Regions from separate parts of the Homo sapiens genome. Here region 1 is linked to region 2. A link is a loop called in an ENCODE intact Hi-C map of the cell type or tissue named here. Cell type or tissue: spleen. All regions are shown on one strand. Each heading gives the region's core, and the rest is flanking DNA. Links, peaks and the distances in the headings are about the cores only.

Evidence for each region. Hi-C counts contacts between places; a loop is a spot of excess contacts. Peaks named below come from ENCODE experiments on the same cell type or tissue, not always from the same donor. Only the 100,000 strongest peaks of a DNase experiment are listed, where the experiment ranks them.
Region 1: a loop joins it to region 2, with 2.9 times the contacts of the local background. A loop is called at or near these places in 65 of 110 quality-filtered maps.

Annotation. Positions count from the first base shown.
Region 1 is chr4:88,366,562-88,371,945 of GRCh38, reverse strand. No RefSeq gene overlaps it. Among named protein-coding and RNA genes, the nearest start is that of HERC6, 9.6 kb to the left of the region's middle. In spleen, for the core only: a CTCF peak has its summit at 2,525 (motif pointing left); no DNase peak of the experiment used is centred there.
Region 2 is chr4:88,216,466-88,221,849 of GRCh38, reverse strand. It overlaps a transcript of ABCG2 not described here. Among named protein-coding and RNA genes, the nearest start is that of ABCG2, 61 kb to the right of the region's middle. In spleen, for the core only: a CTCF peak has its summit at 2,664 (motif pointing left); no DNase peak of the experiment used is centred there.

The sequences.
Region 1 (5,384 bases), core at 160-5,159, 150 kb before region 2:
TTTTGTCAATTTTATCTTTTCGAGAAAACTTTTTGTTTTGTTGATCTTCTGTAATTTTTTTAGTCTCAATTTCGTTTATTTCTGCTCTGATTTTATTTCTGCTCTGATATTTATTGTTTCTTTTCTGCTACTAATGTTGGGTTTGGTTTGTTCTTGTTTTTCTGGTCTCTTGGGGTACATTTTTTAGCTTGTTTATTTGATGTCTTTTTAGTTTTTTGGTATAAACCTCTCTCTTAGTACTGCTTTTGCCATATCACATAGATTTTGGTATGTTGTATTTCCATTTTCGTTTGTTTTAAGAAATTTTTTAATTTCCTTCTTAATTTCTTCATTGACCCATTGGTCATACAGGAGCATGTTGTTTGTGTTGCCATGTGTTTGTGTAGTTTCTGAGGTTCTTGTTATTGATTTCTAGTTTTATTCCACTATGATCACAAAAGACACAATATAATTTTTACTTTTTAAAATTTGTTGAGTCTTGTTTTGTGGCCTAAGATATGGCTGACCTTGGAGAATGTTTCATATGCTCAGACTGTAAGAGTTTGATATTATCAATATAAGACACTGAAACCTCATATTGTTATTTCTTAAAAGAAAATCTACTGAATAACTAAAATGTAAGCGCATTGTACTCATTTTGTATTCCCAGCACCTAGCACAGTGTCTGCCAAATTTAAAAAAAAAAACTGAATAAATGTTAGTGAGATAAGTGAATAAAATGTATATTAAAGAAATTGAGCACATCTTTTTTTTTAAGAAAGATAATTTTCACTTAATCTGTGTTCATGCACTTGGAAACAGAAGGTCCGATATTTTGAGTACTTACCATGTGTTGATGATTTTATATAAAATATCTAATTCTTTCATCACCTTTCCTTAGTTAAGATTCTCCAGCCTGGCCAATATGGCAAAACCCCGTCTCTACTAAAATACAAAAATTAACCAGGTGCGTTGGAGGGCGCCTGTAATCCCAGCTACTCGACTTGCGAGGCTGAGGTATGAGAATCACTTGAACCTGGGAGGCGGAGGTTGCAGTCAGCTGAGATGGCGTCATTGCTCTACAACCTGGGTGACAGAGTGAGACTCTGTCTCAAAAAAAAAAAAAAAAGATTCTTTCGGTTGCACGTGACAGAAAATATAGCCCAAGCTCACTTAAGCAAAAGGGAAATTTACTTGTAGATTGCATTATTATTTTTCAAAAAACTTTGCTGCCCCTCTCCACCCTGTGACATCAATCTTGACCATGTGATTTGTTCTGGCCAATTATATGCAAGTGGGAAGCAAGCAACTTCAGGCAGATAGTTTAGAGCGAGCACTTCTTTTCCTACTTTTCTTTTCCTCCGTTACAACAGGTGATTTTCTAGAGAGAGACTGCTCTATTTTACTGAGTCCCAGATTAAAAACAACAATAAAGCAGCGCTGCAGGTAGCCCATGTAGCATCAGCAAGAGATAATTTTTGTTGTTGTAAGCACGTGAGCATTTAGGAGGTATTTATGATTACAGCGCAACTGTTTATTATTAAAGTCAAGTAACTGAAAAATCCACCAGAATGGCTGATTACAGGCACTACTGAAAACAAGGACTTAACCAATGTCCTTAATGACTCCATTTCTCTGTCTCTTCACTCCGCCTCTTGCTATGAGGGCTTCATCTTCAGGCTCCATGCAGTCTATCTTGCAATTCCAGGAGCTCCTCTGAGATTGCAAGAGGGTTACAGCAGCTCTAAACTTTATATATATCCAGCTCTCAGCTTCACAGCCTGTGTACAGAAAAAATCTGCTCAAAACAAAAGTCTTCACCCGATTTGGGTCATATGTCTACCCCTGAGGCAATCACTGTGGAAGCCAATGGGGTAGTCAGTCTACCTTGTGGATCAGGATGGAATCTCATCCATGCACTTTCTGAGCGGAGTAAGCAGATCCCAGATGAAAGGCATGTTGCTGGAAGAAAGCTGAGACAGATGCTAAGGAGTTAAGCAACACGACTTTCTATATCAATCATGCAAAATAAGTATTATTATTATTATTCTCATTTTTGAGGGTAAGGAATTAAGGCTCAGAGAGTTTAGGTAACTTGCTTGAAGTTACACGATGTGTATAAATGGCAGGGTTTGTTTTTTTTTTTTAGATGGAGTCTCACTCTATCACTCACCCAGGCTGGAGTGCAGTGGTGTGATCTCAGCTCACTGCAACTTCTGCCTCCCAGGTTCAAGCGATTCTTCTGCCTCAGCCTCCCAAGTAGCTGGAATTACAGGCAGGTGCCACGACGCCCAGCTAATTTTCGTATTTTTAGTAGAGACAGGGTTTCACCATGTTGGCCAGGCTGGTCTTGAACTCCTGACCTCAAGTGATCCACCTGCCTCAGCCTCCCAAAGTGTTGGGATTACAAGTGTTAGCCACTGCACTGGCCTAAATGGTAGGATATTAACACTGATCCATTTGACTAGAAAGCCTGTTTAATTTTTACTAAAGTCTTAGAACACTCTTTATTCCCTGATCTTTCCTTTCATGCCCCCTAGTGGCACTTCCTTAAAACCATTCCAGCTAAAAACCTCCAATTCATCTTACATTTTCTTGCCACTGCAAAACTCTCAGGCCAGGGGCGGTGGCTCACACCAGTAATCCCAAAAATTTGGGAAGTCAAAGGGGAGGATAGCTGGAGCCCAGGAGTTCAAGACCAGCTTGGGCAACAAGGCAAGACCCTGTCTATACAAAAAATCGAAAAGTTAGCCTGGCGTGGTGGCACACACCTATGGTCTCAGCTACACGGGAGGCTGAAGCAGGAAGATCACTTGAGCCCAGGAGGTCAAGGCTGTAGTGAGCTGTGTTCACTCTGCTTTACTCTAGCCTGGGTGACAGAGCAAGACCCTGCTTCAAAAAACAAAAAAGGAAAACCCTCCCCTAATGGATTAATTGCTGATTGGCTGATATCATCAATATCCCATTTTCTATCTACTTCTTTCTGTCTCCATCACTCCTACCAGAGTTGAGGTCTTTGGCAACAACATCTCAAATGTCTCTATATCTAACAACTGGCATCACAAATAGATCCTTCTTATTCTCCTGAGTGTTGCCTGTGGAAAACACAGGTCTGATCACACCACTTATTTTTCTTAATGGTTGTAGGCCTTTTGCCTACAGAAAAACAAAGAAAACAAAATCCTTTGCATATAATTAAAGGCCTTCTATTATCCACTTGTAACCAACCTTTCTATATTTATCTCACTGATAGTTATAGTTATATATATCCCCCCCACCCCACCACACATACACAGGGACTACTGTCAAAATGAACTACTTGCCTTTTCGTGCTTGCTTTTTCCTAAATCGATGCCTCTATTCATTCTGTGGTTTCTCTGTGGAATTTCCTTTTCCTCATTTCTTTTTATGAAAAAACATGTCTTAAATGTCTCATCTCTGTGAAGCCTTTTTTTTCTTTCTTTCTTTTTTTTTTTTTCTTTCTGAGACAGGGTCTTACTGTGTTCCCCAGGCTGGAGTGCAGTGGTGCAATCATGGTCACTGCAGCCTCGATCTCCTGGGTGCAGGTGATCCTCCCATCCCAAGCCTCCCAAGTAGCTGGGACTACAGGTCTGTGTCACCATGCCCGACCAATTTTTAAATTTTTTGTAGAGACAGGGTCTCACTATGTTGCCCAGGCTGGTCTAGAGCTCTTGGCCTCAAGTAATTGTCCAGCCTCAGCCTCCCAAAGTGCTGGGATTACAGGTGTGAGCCATCACACCCACCCTTGTGGGAGCCTTTCTTAGATTCCACCACGTGAATTGCTCCTTTTTCTAGGCTCTATAACAAATAATGTCTTTTGTACACATTCTGATATGGTTTGGCTGTGTCGCCACCCACATCTCAAATTGTAGCTCCCATAATTCCCACGTGTTATGGAAGGGACCGGGTGGGAGGTAATTGAATCATTGGAGTGGGTCTTTCCTGTGTTGTTCTCATGATAGTGAATAAGTCTCATAAGATCTGATGGTTTTATAAAGGGGAGTTTCCCTGCACATTCTCTCTCTCTTCCCTGCTGCCATTTATGTAAGACATGACTTTGCTCCTCCTTTGCCGTCCACCATGATTGTGAGGCTTCCCCAGCCATGTGGAACTGTGAGTCCATTAAACCTTTCCTTTATAAATTACCCAGTCTTGGGTATGTCTTTATTAGCAGCATGAGAACAGACTAATGCACATCCCTCCTGCCAATTTAATACTAGTTTCATATTATATTGCCATATTATTCTATCTTCAGTCAATAGTTAAAAAAAAAAATCTTGGCCAGATGCAGTGGCTCATGCCTGTAATCCTAACACTTCAGGAGGCTGAAGTAGGTGGATCACTTGGGGCCAGGACATCAAGGCCAGCCTGACCAATATGGTGAAACCTCGTGTCCACTAAAAATACACAAATTACCTGGGCATAATGGTGCACACCTGTAATCCCAGCTACTCGGGAGGCTGAGGCAGGAGAATTGCTTGAACCTAGGAGGCAGAGGTTGCATTGAGTCGAGATGGTGCCACTGCACACCAGCCTGGGCAACAGAGTGAAACTCTGTCTCAAATAATAATAATAAAGTTTAAAAAATAAAAAATATAAAAAATCTTTACTGAATATCCACTATAGGTATAACAAGGAGCAAACAAAATATAATAATTACTATTCATTAGCATTTACTTTAGACTTTACAAAATCTTTCCAGCTATTTCCCTCGTGTGTCCTCATAACCACAGAGTAGTAGCATGAGAGGGCTTACAGAGCTGAGAGTAATTTGTCCTGAGCTTGCAGATGAGTAAGTAGAATAGTGTCCCTTTATCAAAGAATACTCACATGAAAAAACAGAAAATCAATAGAAATTCACTGTCATCATACCTCTAAAATCAAACTTTGAAAATTATTTATACCTAATATTTTATTCCAGTAGCCTATTTTTCTTTTTTTACTAATTTTCCCCTAACAGTGATTTACGGAAGGGAAGAGAATGAGAAAAGGAAAATAAAATGAAATGCCCCAACTGCCTACCACATCTGTCTCTTTCACAATACATCGTCCAATTTGAGCAACCTCCCTATAAGGTACATATTATCCATGTATTATCTACCCAGGTACAGATATGAACAACTTAAGCCTCAGAAAACTCAAGTGATTTGCTCAAGATAACTAGTAAGGAAGTAGGGGATCCCAGAATCAAACCCTCTTTCCACTAAACAGCCCTGACTCAATGTGAGGTGAGGAGGACATTAGAAAGGGGATGAGAGAGTGTGAGCTTCTGAAAGGTCATCATGGAGTGAGTGGGGTTGAGGAGACACAGATAGACCAGTGAGGAAGTAGAAAAAGCAGTCTGGGGGAAATCCTCCAGAGGCAAGTAGAAGAACATCTAAGAG
Region 2 (5,384 bases), core at 96-5,095:
TTCTTTTCTATTGCATCATCAGGCTGCAAGTTTTCCAAACTTTTATGCTCTGCTTCCTCTTGAATGCTTTGCTGCTTAAAAATTTCTTCCACCAGATACCCTAAATCATCCCTCTCAAGTTCAAAGTTCCACAGATCTCTAGGGCAGGGACAAAATGCCACCAGTCTTGTTGCATAGCAAGAGTGACCTTTACTCCAGTTCCCAAGAAGTTCCTCATCTCCATCTGAGACCACCTCAGCCTGCACTTTATTGTCCATATCACCATCAGCATTTTGGTCAAAACCATTTAAAAAGTCTCCAGGAAGTTCCAAACTTTCCCACATCCTCCTGTCTTCTAAGCCGTCCAAATCTCTAGGAAATTCCAAACTTTCCCACATTTTCCTGTCTTCTTCTGAGCCCTCCAAACTGTTCCAGTCTCTGCCTGTTACCCAGTTCCAAAGTCGTTTCTACATTTTTGGGTATCCTTATAGCAGCAACCCACTCTCTGCGGTACCAATTTACTGTATTAGTCCGTTCTCATGCTGCTATGAAAAAATACCCGAGACTGAGTAGTTTATTTTTATTTTATTTATGTATTTATTTTGAGACACAGTTTCATTCTTGCCTAGGCCGGAGTGCAGTGGCATGATCTCAGCTCACTACAACCTCTGCCTCCCAGGTTCAAGCGATTCTTGTACCTCAGCCTCCCTAGTAGCTGGGATTACAGGTCCACACTAACACACCTGTCTAATTTTTGTATTATTAGTAGAGATGGAGTTTCACCATGTTGGCCAATCTGATCTTGAACTCCTGACCTCAAGTGATCCGCCCACCTTGGCCTCCCAAAGTGCTTGGATTACAGGCTTGAGCCACTGTACCCAGCCAGAGACTGGGTAATTTATAAACGGAAGAGGTTTAATGGACTCACAGTTCTACAGGGCTGGAGAAGCCTCAGGAAGCTTACAATCATGGCAGAAGGGGAAGCAAACATGTCCTTCTTCACATGGTATCAGGAAGGAGAAGTGCTGAGCAAAGAGGGGTGGGAAAGTGCCTTATAAAACCATCAGATCTCATGAGAACTTACCATCACAAGAACAGCATGAGGGTAACCACCCGCATGATTCAATTACCTCCCACCAGGTCCTTCCCATGACACATGGGGATTATGGAAACTACAATTCAAGATGAGATTTGGGTAGGGACATAGCCAAACCATATCACTGGTCTACCGTTCTCTGTCAGTCTACAGGAGGCAAAGCAAGGCTGACAGAAGGATGCTCCTTCAGGAGGAAGCAGCAGTAAAAGCACTTTGAATCAAGATAAATGGGAAGCCACCCCAATAAACACATTTTAGATATTTTAGAAAAAGAAAGAAATACACACACAAATTGAAAATAACAATTGTTGGCAAGAATGTGGAGAGATTGGAACTCTTGTGCACTGTTGGTGGAATGTAAAATGGTGTAGCTACTGTGGAGAACAGTATGGTGCTTCCTCAAAAAACTAACCATAGAATTACCATACAATCCCACAATTCCACTTCTAGATATATACCCAAAAGAACTGAAAGCAGAGGCTCAGACAGATGTTTATACACAGCAGCATTATTTACAACAGCCAAAAGTGGAAGCAACCCTAATGTTCATCAACTGTTGAATGAATAAACAAAATGTGGTATACACAGAGAATGGAGGATTATGCAGCCTCAAAAGGGATGAAAATTCTGACTGCAGCATGAATGAACCTTGAAGACATTATGCTAAGAGAAATAAGGACAAATACTACATGATTCCACTTATATTAGGTAGTGAGGGTAGTCAAATTCATAGAGACAGAAAGTAGAATGGTTGCCACTGAGGACAGGGTGGAGTGAAGAGTTGTTTAATGGGCAAGAAGTTTCAGTTTGGAAGATGAAAGAAGTTCTAGAGATGGATGGTAGTGATGGTTGCACAGCAATGAATATACTTAATGCCATAAAACAGTACACTTAAAAACTATTTGAGCCTGTAATCCCAGCACTTTGGGAGGCCGAGGCGGGTGGATCACGAGGTCAGGAGATCGAGACCATCCTGGCTAACATGGTGAAACCCCATCTCTACTAAAAATACAAAAAAAAAAAAAAATAGCCAGGCGTGGCACTGTGCGCCTGTAGTCCCAGCTGCTGGGGAGGCTGAGACAGGAGAATGGCGTGAACCTGGGAGGCGGAGCTTGCAGTGAGCGGAGATCGCGCCATTGCACTCCAGCCTGGGTGACAGAGCAAGACTCGGTCTCAAAAAAAAAAAAAAAAAAAAAAATTTGAATGGTACATTTTTATATTATGAATATTTTACCACAGTAGAAGAAAATAAAACAACTCTACCCTCAGGTATTTGCATGTCTGCCTCCTACTTATTCTTCACTTTTCTGCTGAAATAGCATGTCCTCAGGGAAGCCTCTCCTATTGCTCTATGTAATTTCCTTGTAGAACATATCACTGTCTGAAATTACCTTTTTTATACGTGCTATCATCTGTCTTCTCCATTGGAATATAAGCTTTTCGAGCATAAGATCTTTGCTTTATTCAAAGCTGTATCCTAACACTTCGTTTTTGTCACATGGTAGCTATTCAGTGAATACTTGCGGAACAGTGTACTGAGAAAAAAGAAAGGGCTCCACCTGGAGGTTGTGTTAGTAAATGTACTTTGTGGGAATTTTAAATGTACAATACTCAAAAGTAAAAATCAAACTGAACATTTAACTTCAAAGCAGTATTAGCCGTGATAGTGGAGTGAGAAGTCATGAAGAAAAGTGTACAAGCACCTCTGTGTAAAATATTTCCCTTTTCACATCAACTCCCTGCTTAGGTTCCCAATTCCCAGGACCTCAGCAGTTCCCGTATTTCCTTTCTATGTATCGCCTGTTCATTTACCTACCGTCAATGGCTGCTTTGGTGCTACAATGCCAATATAGAGTGATTGGAAAAAGACTGCATGGCCCACAAGCCTAAAATATTCACTATCTGGCCTTTTACAGAAAAAGTTTACCAACCAACCAATGATGTAGGTAAAGATAATAGACTAGAGATATTGTCTACTCTTCTCTGAGAACTTTCATGATAGTCATTCAAGTCAATCAAGAAATGTTTATTGGGATTGGAGACTATTATTCTAAGTAACTCAGGAATGGAAAACTGAACATTGCATGTGCGTACGTTCTCACTCATAAGTAGGGGCTAAGCTATCAGTATGCAAAGGCTTAACAGTGGACTTTGGGGACTCAGGGGAAAGGGTGGGAAGGGGGTGAGGGATAAAAGATTGCAAATTGGGTTCAGTGTGTACTGCTTCGGTGATGGGTACACCAAAACTTCACAAATCACCACCAAAGTACTTACTCATGTAACCAAATACCACCTGTTCCCCAAATCTTAGGGAAATAAAAAATTAATTAAAAAACAAGAGAAATGTTTACTGAGTTCCTACTATGTTTCCAGCACTGCGTTAGTCACTAGGGATAGAACAGTGAATGAAATAGAAATACCTGCTGTTATGAAGCTCACTTTCTAGACGGAGGAGGACAAATAATAAACAATAAACAAATAAATAATGTATGTTAGACGGTGAGAAGGGTTACAGACAGATGCATAGTAAGAAGTAATCAGGAAGGCAAAGAAAGGTTTTGCAATTTTAAACAGAGTGGTTGGGGTAGGCCTTGTTAAGAGGTTGACATTTGAGCAAATATTTGAAGAAAGACTGAGAGGGAATGAAGATATCATCTGGGAGGAAAGTATTTCAGGTAGAGGGAACGGAGGCAGGAACATGTCTAGCGTGCTAGAGAAACACCTGGGAGACCAGTGAGGATAGCAGAAACATTCTACCTGGGTTCTCACACTCGTGTGTTCCTTTTTTTTTTTTTTTTTTTAATTTTTAGAAACATCGTCTTACTCTGTCAACCAGTCTGGAGTGCAGTGGCATGATCATAGCTCACTGCAGCCTCAAACACCGGGGCTCAAGCAGTCCTTCCACTTCAGTCTCCTAAGTAGTTGGGACTACAGGAACATGCTACTGTGCACTGCTAATATTTTATTTTTAGAGTCTGGGTCTATGTTGCCCAGGGTAGCCTTGAACTCCTGGCTTCAAGAGACCCCGCTGCCTCACCTTCCCAGAGTGCTGGGATTACAGGCATGAGCCACCATGTTTAGTCCCATGCATCCATGCATTCTTTTTTTTTTTTGAGGCAGGGTCTCATTCTGTTGCCCAGGCTGGAGTGCTGTGGCGTGATCTTGGCTCACTGCAACCTCCACCTACTGGGTTCAAGCAATTCTCCCTCCTGAGCCTCCTGAGTAGCTGGGACTATAGGCACACACCACCACACCTGGCTAATTTTTGTAATTTTTAGTAGAGACAGGGTTTCGCCATATTGGCCAGGCTGGTCTTGAACACCTGACCTCAAGTGATCTGCTCACCTCGGCCTCACAAAGTGCTGAGATTATAGACATGAGCCACCGCGCCTGGCCTCCATGCATTCTTGTTATGTGCAAATATTGACTGCTGGTTTAAGGTATCTTCCCCTTCCTGTAGGACAACATCCCAACCTTGCAGGGTATCCCTGCTCACACTATAATTAAGCCTTAGGCAGGCCAATTCACTGTTCTATCAAGCCAGCTGCTCTGTAAGATCTAGGTATATACTGAATTTTGAGAATATGAGACTTCTTTTACCATAATATATGCCCATGATCATGGACGATATTATATGGAATACTAAGGCAACAGATAAGGCATTCTGTAACTTCATAACAGTGGTATTAGTAGAAGCTCTGCAGGCAGGGAATAAAATGTAAAAAAAAAATTTTTTTTTTTTTTGAGACGGAGTCTTGCTCTGTCACCCAGGCTAGAGTGCAGTGGCATGATCTTGGCTCACTGCAACCTCCACCTCCCGGGTTCAAGTGATTCTCCTGCCTCAGCCTCCCGAGTAGCTGGGATTACAGGTGCCCACCACCACGCCCAGCTAATTTTTGTATTTTTAGTAGAGAGGGGGGTTTCGCCATTTTGGTCAGGCTGGTCTTGAACTCCTGACCTCAGGTGATCTGCCCTCCTCGGCCTCCCAAAGTGCTGGAATTACAGGTGTGAACCACTGCGCTTGGACACAGTGCAAAATTTTATCCAGAATATGTAGCTATTCCTGAGAAGATAAAAGGCTGTTCCTTTCATGTTGGGAAAAGTTCACACAATCAGCTACTACTAGGTGGCCATCTGGTCACCCCGGACAATAGTGCCTTATCAGCGGCTTAGTGTTGACTTTGGCTGTTGGTCAACGGGACATTCAGCAGTAGGTATAGTTACAGCAGCCTTGGTGAGGGAAAACCATGTTATTAGCTCACACGTAGCTTCCTTCCATGCTGGCACAGTTTGCACACGGAGCCACTGA